Linked DNA regions of Homo sapiens: region 2 is linked to region 1. Evidence: read pairs that join two places in POLR2A ChIA-PET (ENCODE). Cell type or tissue: OCI-LY7. All regions are shown on one strand. Links, peaks and the distances in the headings refer to the core of each region. The heading gives the core; the rest is flanking DNA.

The links. Peaks named below come from ENCODE experiments on the same cell type or tissue, not always from the same donor. Only the 100,000 strongest peaks of a DNase experiment are listed, where the experiment ranks them.
Region 2: POLR2A ChIA-PET joins it to region 1 with 6 read pairs; 2 of 35 experiments call an interaction of 5 or more read pairs at or near these places.

Annotation. Positions count from the first base shown.
Region 1 is chrX:7,346,156-7,351,540 of GRCh38, reverse strand. STS (steroid sulfatase) reads right to left here. Exons shown (of 11, transcript NM_001320752.2): 11 at 1-1,653. The coding sequence ends at 1,280. Among named protein-coding and RNA genes, the nearest start is that of PUDP, 200 kb to the right of the region's middle. In OCI-LY7, for the core only: no CTCF peak of the experiment used is centred there; no DNase peak of the experiment used is centred there.
Region 2 is chrX:7,222,251-7,227,635 of GRCh38, reverse strand. The region is part of intron 2 of STS (steroid sulfatase); the gene reads right to left. Among named protein-coding and RNA genes, the nearest start is that of PUDP, 77 kb to the right of the region's middle. In OCI-LY7, for the core only: no CTCF peak of the experiment used is centred there; a DNase peak (open chromatin) is centred at 3,003; H3K4me3 peaks cover 4,901 bases; H3K27ac peaks cover 4,792 bases.

The sequences.
Region 1 (5,385 bases), core at 105-5,104:
ATTCCATAGGAGGCTTTCCTCAGGATGGGCTGGTGGTTTAGACTTTGAAACTATCTCCAGCTGTGCCACTACGAGGCCCTCTCCTAGGCGATCAGTTGCGCATTTTCCCTGATTTACAGGGGCTTGGGGGAAATGGGATGAAAACAAAATCATGCATCTCATTGTGGATTGGAAGCACAGAAATTTCTCAGTCACAAAACTTGCATACATGACTGTTCTCTGATGACTAACTAGAACTAAAGGAAATTATGCTTATGTGTATAGATCATGGATTGCTTGTGAGTGATTTTTGTTCCCCTCCAAATATCAGAGACTTTCTAGGCCAATGATTCTGAATTACACTGGAAGAGATTCCATGAACCACAGCATCTCCACAGTGGGCTTTTAATTCAGAACTTCCATTCCCCAAAGAAAACAGTGGAATCCAAGAATTATACTACAAATTATGGAATGGAAAGCAGTTCAGGAGAGATTTGCCTTGGGATTATTATTACTGTAAAATTTTGCAAAAAATCATTGTGCAAAGAAATCTATTTGTGAGCTTCTACTGTATTTACTTAAATAGTGTTAAGCTTCTAGGTCCCTATTTTAGACATCTTAACCCTTTTGAGGAAAGAATATACTGTATGTGTGTGTGTGTATGTATGCATAACTATATATATGATGAAGAGCAAGCATTTGATATGTGTTTTAACTAATACCAGTAATAATGACTTGCCTTCCAATAACCAAAGTGGAACTTACCATCATCTATTATTCCTAAAGAAGATCTTTCATTCACCTTAAAGTTACTTATGTTTAGACGACTAAACTCTTTTTTATGTGATTGCCTTTTTATTATGCTGGTTATTGCATCACTGCAGATTATAGAGTAAATGGTAACTTATACTGTTGACATAGGTATTTGCTGAGGGGTGAGTTAAGGTACCTCCTGCACCTTTCTGTTTTAAGATTGCCTTCTGCACCTTTTTGTCATCTGCTTGCACTGGTGTGCCTTGTGAATGCCCCTCTATTCATTCTATTTCCATGAGTCCAAGACTCTGGCCACAGAAGGCATAAACCTACCATCTTCCTGTCTGTATACTACAGACCTTATCCCCCTCACCCCTCCAGTTGAGTAGCTGTTGAGCTCTGGCCCAAGCCTTCAGGTGATAAAATGGAGAATCAGTCCAAATCCAAGGTGTAGATGGAGTTATGTTTCCCCAGTGCCACTCTCAGGCGTGTTTGTAGTGAAGATGGTGAGCTTTGCCACATGCGTCTGTCTGGTCCCCAGGCGCTGCTAGCGGCTCAGTCTCTTATCCTGTTTTTCTCTATCACACTGGCAAGACAGGCCGGTGGAAGGACAGCACAGCTGAAGCCAGGGCTTCCAAAGAAAGTTGTTCCATGAAAACTGATCGGGCACCTCTGGCAGGGTCTGGGTGTGTCTGTCCGCAGCTTCCTGCATGACTTTGAGGATTTCATAAAACCGGGGCTCGGATGCTGGAGTTAGTGGGTTTCTCTCTCTGGGATCTTTGGAAATATCAAAGAGTAAAGGTGGGTCGTGATGGGTGACATAACTCCCGAAACAGAAGCACACGTGTGTGGCAAAGCATCCGTTGGAACCCACGGGGTTGAAGTTGGGGGTGAAGAAAAAGGCCTTCCAGATGGATGTGCCTGTGGTTTAAAAGGATGGAAACGGCATTAGGTATGAAGCATCCTTGTATGTACCACAAATGAAAAAGTGATGCGGAAATTATGCTGCCATGTGCTTTAAGAAGGTGAAGATATCATAAGGCTGCAGACACAATGTTAATATGTACAGGAAAGATTATGAAGCCACACATAGACGCCCACACACACAGCCAGCAGGAACAGCGTCAAACTTGGTAGGACCATAGTTAACAGTTTATTTTCTCAGTTTCCAGAAAGTCCAAAAAATGTCGAATCAAGAATTAAATGAACTTTGGGAGGCCGAGACAGATAGACCACTTGAGGTCAGGAGTTCGAGACCAGCCTGGCCAACATGGCGAAACCCCGTCTCTGCTAAAAAATACAAAAATTAGCCAGGTGTTGTGGCAGGTCCCTGTAATCCCAGCTACTCAGGAAGCTGAGGCAAAAGAATCACTTGAACCTGGGAGGTGGTGGTTGCAGTGAGCTGAGATTGTGCCACTGCACTCCAGCCTGGGCGACAGAATGAGACTCTGTCTCAAAAAAAAAAAAAAAAAAAAAAAAAAAAAAAAAAAAAGGAATTAAATGAGGGCCGAGTGCAGCGGCTCATGCTTGTAATATCAGCACTTTGGGAGGCCGAGGTGGAAGAATCACTTGAGCCTTGAGCCTAGGTAGGGGTTTGAGACCAGCCTGGGCAACACAGTTAAAGCCCATCTCTATAAGAAATTAAAAAAAAAAAAAAAAAAAAGCTGGGTGTGGTGGCACGTGTCTGTAGTCCCAGCTACTCCAGAGGCTAAGGCAGGAGGATTGTGTGAACCTAGGCAGTTGAAACCGCAGTGAGCTATGATCATGCCACTGCACTCCAGCCTGGGTGGCAGAGCAAGACCCCGTCTCAAAAAAACAAAACAAAACAAAAAACAAACCCACAAAAATAAACAAAAATAAAAAAGAATTAAATGAGGCTAGAAGTGATGGTGAGGAGGGATTACAAATGGGGAATGGAAATGATCTTTTGGCGATGAAGGAGATGTTCTGAAAGTAGACTGCTCAACTCTATACATTTTCTAAAAATCTTTAAATTAGAATATAATGGCATGCAACGTATACCTTTAAAAGCTGCTAGGAATTCCAAATTAGGGGAATTCATCAACACCAGAATAGGATGGTTAGTTTTTAAAATGTAAGTTCTGTATTTCAATAAACTCCAAAATATTGAAATTGCTAGGAAAAACTAATTCACAAACAAATGAATAATTATGAAATAATTGATTCATTTCCTACTTATCGGACAATGTTATCATTTTCTGAGGAGCTGACTGCTCTCAAACACCTTCTAAGAGAGGCCTAAACATGTTTCATGGGTAGGCAAAATGTAGCAGATAAAAACAGAGAATTAAAATGCATGAACCGACTAGAATCAGGTGCAGAACGTGAATGCCCTTACAGCTTTTACATAAAACCAAAGAGGCATTCCTCCTAGGAAGCCCTCCACCCCTGTGTAAGTCATCCCGATCATTTGTGCATATAATGGCATGTGTGACTTTTGTAATTATAGGCATTTCATGATCAACTGATCAAAATGCAAAACTGATTAATGCAATCGGTTTAAACCAACAGTCACTAGGGCATGTGTTGTCCCCAAATCGCCCCTAACCTTGGACAAGGTTAGTGATGGTAAAAGTCAGCCTCTTTGTGTATGTGGGTTTTTTTTAAAGCTGAGAAAGACAGGGAAAGCGAGGTGAATACGTTTAGATTAATATATTAAAGAAGATTCATAATGAGACGACTGCAGTCTGTGGCATAGCTGATTCTGCGAGAGCAGGACATGACATCTGTGCACTTTACATGGGCTCAGTGCACCTGCTTCAGAAAGATAAGGTCAAGCTGACACACAGACACGCCAGGCTGCAGGAAGAATTCCAGGACTTGGTTACCATCTCCAGCAGGGTTTAAAAAGGCAGCAAGTAACCTTAAGATGCTTCCCATCCACTCGTCTCATCCCACACTTTCTTCCAGGGTATGAGAAATTTCCTTCAGAAGCCTTTTTGGAGACAGGCTGACAGAGCCTGCCATTTGCAGCCACTTAGAATCCTTCATCAGGGTCAGCCGAGAGAGAAAGTGGGTACACAGAGAAGCGAGCCAGGAAGCCTCTCTTGCTCATGCTCCCAATGATGCAAATCTAGAGGGCGTTTTGAACTTGACATTCGAGTCAAGCCTCTTTGTGTTTAAAACCCCAGGAGAATACAGGCTCCTGGAATAAATTCATGTAAAGAGCCTGTATTTTCCACTTGCTTTTGAAAGCCACTCAAATGATCCTGTCATTACTACTAGAGCACAATCCTCCTCAGGTGTGAGCTGGAAGATCAGATTGACATCAGGCCCAGTCAAGAGATGCAGGCACCCCGGCCTGGGAATGGCAGTGGTGTTGCTGGGTAGTTCAGACAAGTGTAGAACTAAGAATTAATTATTCTAAAGAATTATTTAGCATGCTCTGGGGTTGCTTGCCTTTTTATCCTTTCATTTGGATTTTTAAAAACTTTTCATAAAAAGGTAGATTGCTTAGTCTCTGTGCTGTTTCTCTGGACCACTTTAGATTTACTGAAAAGAGAGAACTAGAACTGCACTTTTTATTGTACAGTGGCTCACAAGGTAACAACCCCGACTTTGGAAGCTTGTTCTATTATTCACCAGGAACCCAGCAACTGACATCTCCAAAGGTGTCATTTCAAAGATAAATAGCACAGCTCAGTCACTAGATAAAACAGAAGGCACCTGGCAGAGTCATCTTCTTTTGTTTAATTTATATTTTCGATTTGTATTTTCTAGAGACAGGGTCTTGCATTATCACTCAGGCTGGAGTGCAGTGGTATGATCATAGCTCACTATAGTCTTGAACTCCTGGGCTCAAGCAATCCTCCTGCCTCAGCCTCCTAAGTAGCTGGGACCACAGGTGTATGCCACCAGGCCCAGCTATATTTTAAATTTTTTTGTAGAAATGGGGTGTCTCCATGTTGCCCAGGCTGGTCTCGAACTCCTGGGCTCAAGCAATCCTCCTGCCTTGGCCTCCCAAAGCACTGGGATTACAGGTGTGAGCCACCATGCCCAGCATCATCTTATATTTTTCATAGGTATATTTAGTCCTGTATTCCAAAATTATCTTGATAACATACTTCATCCTGAGTATCCTCATATACTAGAAAAATGTTAAATTTTTAAAAAATGTTTATTCACTACTGTATTTTAAAAATTATCATCAACTGCTCTGATAAAAGACTGTTTCTCCCTCACCACTGAAAACGATAAGTATTTTGACCAAACTGGGAACTTAGACTCATTTATAACTGAGATCCAATGACCTGGAAAAGGAATGATTAAATTTGGTATAAAGAATGCAGGGAAATTAAAGTGGACAGTTTTTTTTTTTTTTTTTTTTTTACTTGTTTAAGTAGTCTAAGTAGTGGTGAGGACAATAATTCTACTGAGATTTTAAAAATCCTCCCCCAAATTAAGAAAACGAATTGTCACAAGTGATGGTCAAAGATATCAATGACATATGATATAGCACTGTTATGTCACTGTGCTAGAACAAAATGCTTAGGAAATCATCACCCATCTGGTGAAACATATTTTTATATAAAATCACCACTAAACAATGTGACTCAACTCATGAGAGAAGAAAGTTTATTGTCATTTGACAAAAAGGCAAATAGAATTGAAGTGAGAAAAAGTTGATGCCTA
Region 2 (5,385 bases), core at 257-5,256, 120 kb after region 1:
TTATGTCTATTCTAAGACTTTTGCTTGGAAACTTGGCCTAATAATATGTGCTTTCCTTAATAACTATGTGCTTGGAAACTTTCCTTAATAATACAAATATCCATGTTTTTTATTCCAAACTCTCAAACTAGCATATTGTCTCATCAGATAGCAAAATAAAGCTTGCTTTTATAAAAAAAAAAAAAAACAACGATTTGAACAAGGCTAATAGAGTAACTAGAACTGAACAATGGCTATAGAAAGGTTTTAATTTACTTTTTGGGGAATGATTGGTTTTTTTAGATGCTTCTAATTTATCATCAAGTGAAGAGAGTGGGACTATTGAGAGGATACATGAGATAAAATAATTCAAAGTAACATTCAATTTTTTAAAAATTAAGGAAAAAGGAATATAGATAAGCAACATAGACCAGGGAAACTTATTTGTAAGACAATTATTTTTTAAAGGATTTATATCCAGAATATGTAAAGAACAAATCAATAATAAAAAAGGAATGAAACAATGAAATGGGTAAAACAATTGAATATGCACTTTATACAAGAAGATATACAAAAGGCTAATAAGCAAATAAATAGGTATTCAGCCTGATTAGTAATCAGAGAAGTGAAAATTACCACCATGAGATAGCATTTTACAACCCCTACGGTGGCTAAAATAAAAACAAAACAAAACAACGAAAAACGGAAAATATCAAATGCTAGTGAAGATGCAGAACAAGTGGAACTCTAAGTTTTTTTCTTGAGACAGGGTCATGCTCTGTCACCCAGGCTGGAGTGCAGTAGCACGAACAAAGCTCACTGCAGCATTGACCTCCTGGGTTGAAGCAATCCTCCCAACCTCAGCCTCCCAAGTAGTTAGGACTAGAGGCAAATTAGCCACCACCCTGGCTAATTTTTTTATTTTTGTAGAGATGAGGTCTTACCATGTTGCCCAGGCTGGTCTCAAACTCCTGGGCTCAAGCAATCCTTCCACCTCAGCCTCTCAAAGTGCTGGGATTGCAGGCATGAGCCACCGTTCCTGGCCCCTAGAACTCTTATATATCACTTGTTGAAGTGTAAACTCATGCAAACGTTTTAGAGAAAAGTTTGGCCATTTCCTATACAATTGAATATACATGTATCTTACTGTCAAGCAATTACACTACTCGATGTTTAAACAAGAGAAATAAAACTATCTATCCACCCAAAGCCTTAGTCACAATAACCAAAAACTGGAGACAATCCAAATAACTATCAACAGGAGAATGCATAAACAAACTCTGGAACATCAATCTAACCTAAGACTACTCAGCCATGAAAATAAATGAACCACTGATACATGCAACAACACATAAGAATCTCACACACATTATGTTGAGTGAAAGAGGTGAGACCCCAAATAATCTATATGGCTTGAATCCATTCATATGCAGTCCAAGAAAAGGCAAAAATTGTCTGTGGTGATAGAACTCTGAAAAGTGTTTGTCTCTGGCTGGGGTATTGATTAGAGAGGGGCAACAGGAACGTTCTGAGATGATAATGGACATGCTCTATATATTTTGTTTGGGACAGTGATTATATGTTTGTATAAAATTATCAAAACTTAAACGGAACATTGAAGATCTGTGCATTTTACTGTAGGAAAATTATATCTCATAAAAATATACTAAAAATAAGAAAAGAGAAAAAGAAGAGAATTGGCTTTCTTATCTATAAAATGAAGTCATGGGCTACATCCAACATTCTCCTCTAGCTTTTACATTCCGGGATGCATCTAGGACTTCATGGTGACAGAGTTTGTTTCCTTAAAAAGATAATAAATATAAAACACTTTAGAAATATGCAGAAAGAAGTTAACATAGAGGACCTGAGATTGCTCTCCTTAGAAAGGCCTGCTTGTAACATGTGCTCTTGGTTGGCAATTGGGAATTAGATTTGGGGAGGGTTCTCACCCTTCCCAGAATTAACAAGAATGGCTCACTCTGCCTGAAATGCTTGTACAAACAACATAGTTTATGCTGAACACCTGCTTCCTGTCTGGGAGTCTGCAATTTTGGTAGTACTAGGCAAAGGGCACCTATATGAACAGCTCCCAATAAAAAACCTGGGCACTGAGTCTCTAACCAGCTTCCCTTGTAGGCAACACTTCATATGTGTTGACAGCTCACTGCTGGAGGAGTTAAGTATGTCCCGTGTGACTCCTTTCAGAGACATACCTGGAAGCTTATGCCTGGATTCTGCCAGCCTTTACCCCATGTGCCGTTTCCCTTTGTTCAATGTGTTCTGAATTTTTTTGCTGAAATACATCTTAGCCATGAGCCCCACTATGCACTGAGCCTGTTAGTCCTTCTGGTGAATCGCTGAACCTGGGGACCTCCAGCACAAGAAACAACATCAGACCATTCTGGCTTCGGGGTTCTCACTGTCTCCTCCCACACATTTTCTATTATTGAATCCGAGCTACATTCAGTCCAGTGAGCCAAAATGCATTTATATAAAGGTTGATTCATAGCTGGGAGTCACATTAACCAGAGGGTATGAACACAGGGACAATTGCTGTCATCTCACCTCCTGGAACAGTTCTAGACCTCAGCCTACTGTTTTAAAGTTTAATCGGCTTCCCAATGAGGACCCCAGCTGTTCTTACACCTTAGCCAGAGGCTTTGAAAGACATCTTCCATAGCCCACTGGTGAAACTGCAAGTGCCATGCAGAGAAAATTACAGGGAAGAGAGAATTCAGCCAAGGAAGCCAGAAAGAGCAAAATAAAGTTGGAAGCAAGAGAAATGTTCCACCAAGTAGGAAACATCAACCTTCAAATGGGGAAGGCTTTGAGAACCACAGACGATTAGACCCAGAAGGTTCTATGAGACCTCATGGGTGGTGAATACCCTTATTTTACAGATTGTCTTAGTCTATTTGGGCTGCTATCGTGGAATGCAACAGATTGGGTAGCTTATAAGCAACAGAAATTTATTGTCACAGCTCTGCAGGCTGGAAGTCCAAGACTAAGGTATTGCAGATTCTGTGCTGGTGAGGACCTGCTTCCTGTTTCATAGACAGTGCCTTCTCCCCATGTTCTCATATGGTGGAAGGAATGAGGGAGCTCTCTGGGGTCTCTTTTATATGGGTACTAATCCCATTTTTCAGGACAAACCCCTCATGATTAATCACATTCCAAAGGCCCCTCATCCAAATACCATCATCTTGGGGGTTAGAATTAAAATATATGAATTTGGGGGGGAAATAAACAGTCAGTCCATTGCACAAGTGAAGGGACTGAAGTCCAGGGAGGTTAAATGCTTAACTCTAATGACAGCCATAAAATTGGTATGAGGAGGGACTAACCCTACCCCTGTGCTTAGTGCTACTGGTTGATGAATTATCCAGTGCTTTGAAACCATTACATTTTAATTCCTGCTCAAGTCAGAACTTGGCTAGTATAAAATAATGTCCAGGACACCTACTTTTCTCATTGAAGAACTGAGAGCTTTAAGTGAAAAGATCAGATCATAAAGTCAACTCGTCCCCTTTTCAAATATTGGCTTTATCACTCCAAGCTTCCATGTCCCATTATCTCCATTTTTAAAAGAGATGAAGTGCACCCAACTTCCAAGGCAGATGGGAGGTGTTTAGTGAATGATATTCCACTCTTTTCCTTTCTCCTTCTCTTTCAACTAACTCTCGCCAATGCCTCTCCTTGGGTCACAGTGATGTTTCATGTCTCAGAATATTTCCATGATGAGGAAAGTGAAAAAAAAATGAATGTCTATGTAGTCTATGTCTTCTGCTGGTTTCCATAAACTTAAAAAAATATATCTAATTCACTCTTGGCTTTACTTCATGACCAAGTCCTCAAAAGCAAATGCAACAAAAACAAAATTAGGTAAACAGGACTTAAACTAAAAAGCTTCTGCACAGCAAAAGAAACAATCAACAGAGTAAATAGACAACCTACAGAATGGAAAAAAAATTGCAAACTATGCATCTGACAAAGTGCTAATATCTAGAATCCACAAGGAACTCAAACAACTCAATGAGAAAAAAAAACAAAAACAAATAACCCCATTAAAAAGGAGTCAAATGACACAAACAGACATTTTCCAAAAGAAGACATATAAGCACCCAACAAACATATGAAAACAAAAATGTGCAAGACCACTAATCATCGGAGAAATGCAAATCAAAACCACAATGAGGTACCATCTTCCACCATCAGAAGGGCTATATTAAAAAGTCTAAAAACAACAGATGTTGTCAAGAATGCAGAGAAAATGGAACACTTACACACTGTTGGTGGGAATGTAAATTAATATAACCTCTATGGAAAACGGTATGGAGATTTCTCAAAGAATTAAATAGAACTACCATTTGATCCAGCAATCCCACTACCGGGTATGAACCCAAAGGGAAAGACATCATTGTATTAAAAAGATACCTGCACTTGTACATTAATCTCAGCACTAGTCACAATACCAAAGATATGGAATCAACCTAAGTGTCCATCAACAGAGGATTGGATAAAAAAAAGTGGTATATATATATTCCGTGGAATACTTCTCAGTCATATAAAAGAATGAATTCATGTCTTTTGCAACAAAATGGAGGGAACTAAAGGTCATTATCATTACTGAAATAACTCAGAAAGTCAAATACTGCATATTGTCACTTATAAGTGGGTGCTAAATAATGGATAGACATGGATATACTAATTGGAATAATAGACATTGGAGAGTATAAAAGGTGGGCAGTGAGATAGGAGTGAGGGTTGAAAAATTACTTAATGGGTACAAAGTTCACTATTTGGATGATGGGTACACTAAAAGTCCAGACTACTGCTACACAATATATCCCTGTAACAAAATTATACTTGTACCCCCTAAATATATAAAAATAAATAAATGCCTAAAAAGCAATAGGAAAAAATACAGATAATGAATGCTATCTCTTAGACATAAATTCCTATAGGGCCATTTAATATTAATTGAATATTTAGGGCAGTAGTTTCTGTTCTGAGATGGAAAACATTGCAAAGTCTAGATAGAGCAAAAAACTTAATGATGATAGTTGTCTTTAAACATAATTTTGAAAAAGACTGAAAACATCTTTTTTTTTTTTTTTTTTTTTTTGCAGCTGAGGGCATCCTTTCTCACAAATAGCTGTTTTTGTGCTCAATCCCACTGGGGAGGGGTCCTAATTGAAGACTGTCTTTTATAAAGCAGAGATGCCCTTGACACAGATTTTCATATGTTAAGTTTGCTTAGGCTTCAAGCTTATTGTTACTTGCAGACAGACAGTTATGGCAACAATAAACCAACAAGATCCAAATTCAAACAACATGATTACACAATTCTACTTAATTAGCCAATGACAATTCCTTGTTTATTAAAATGGTTCTTGCATTGGT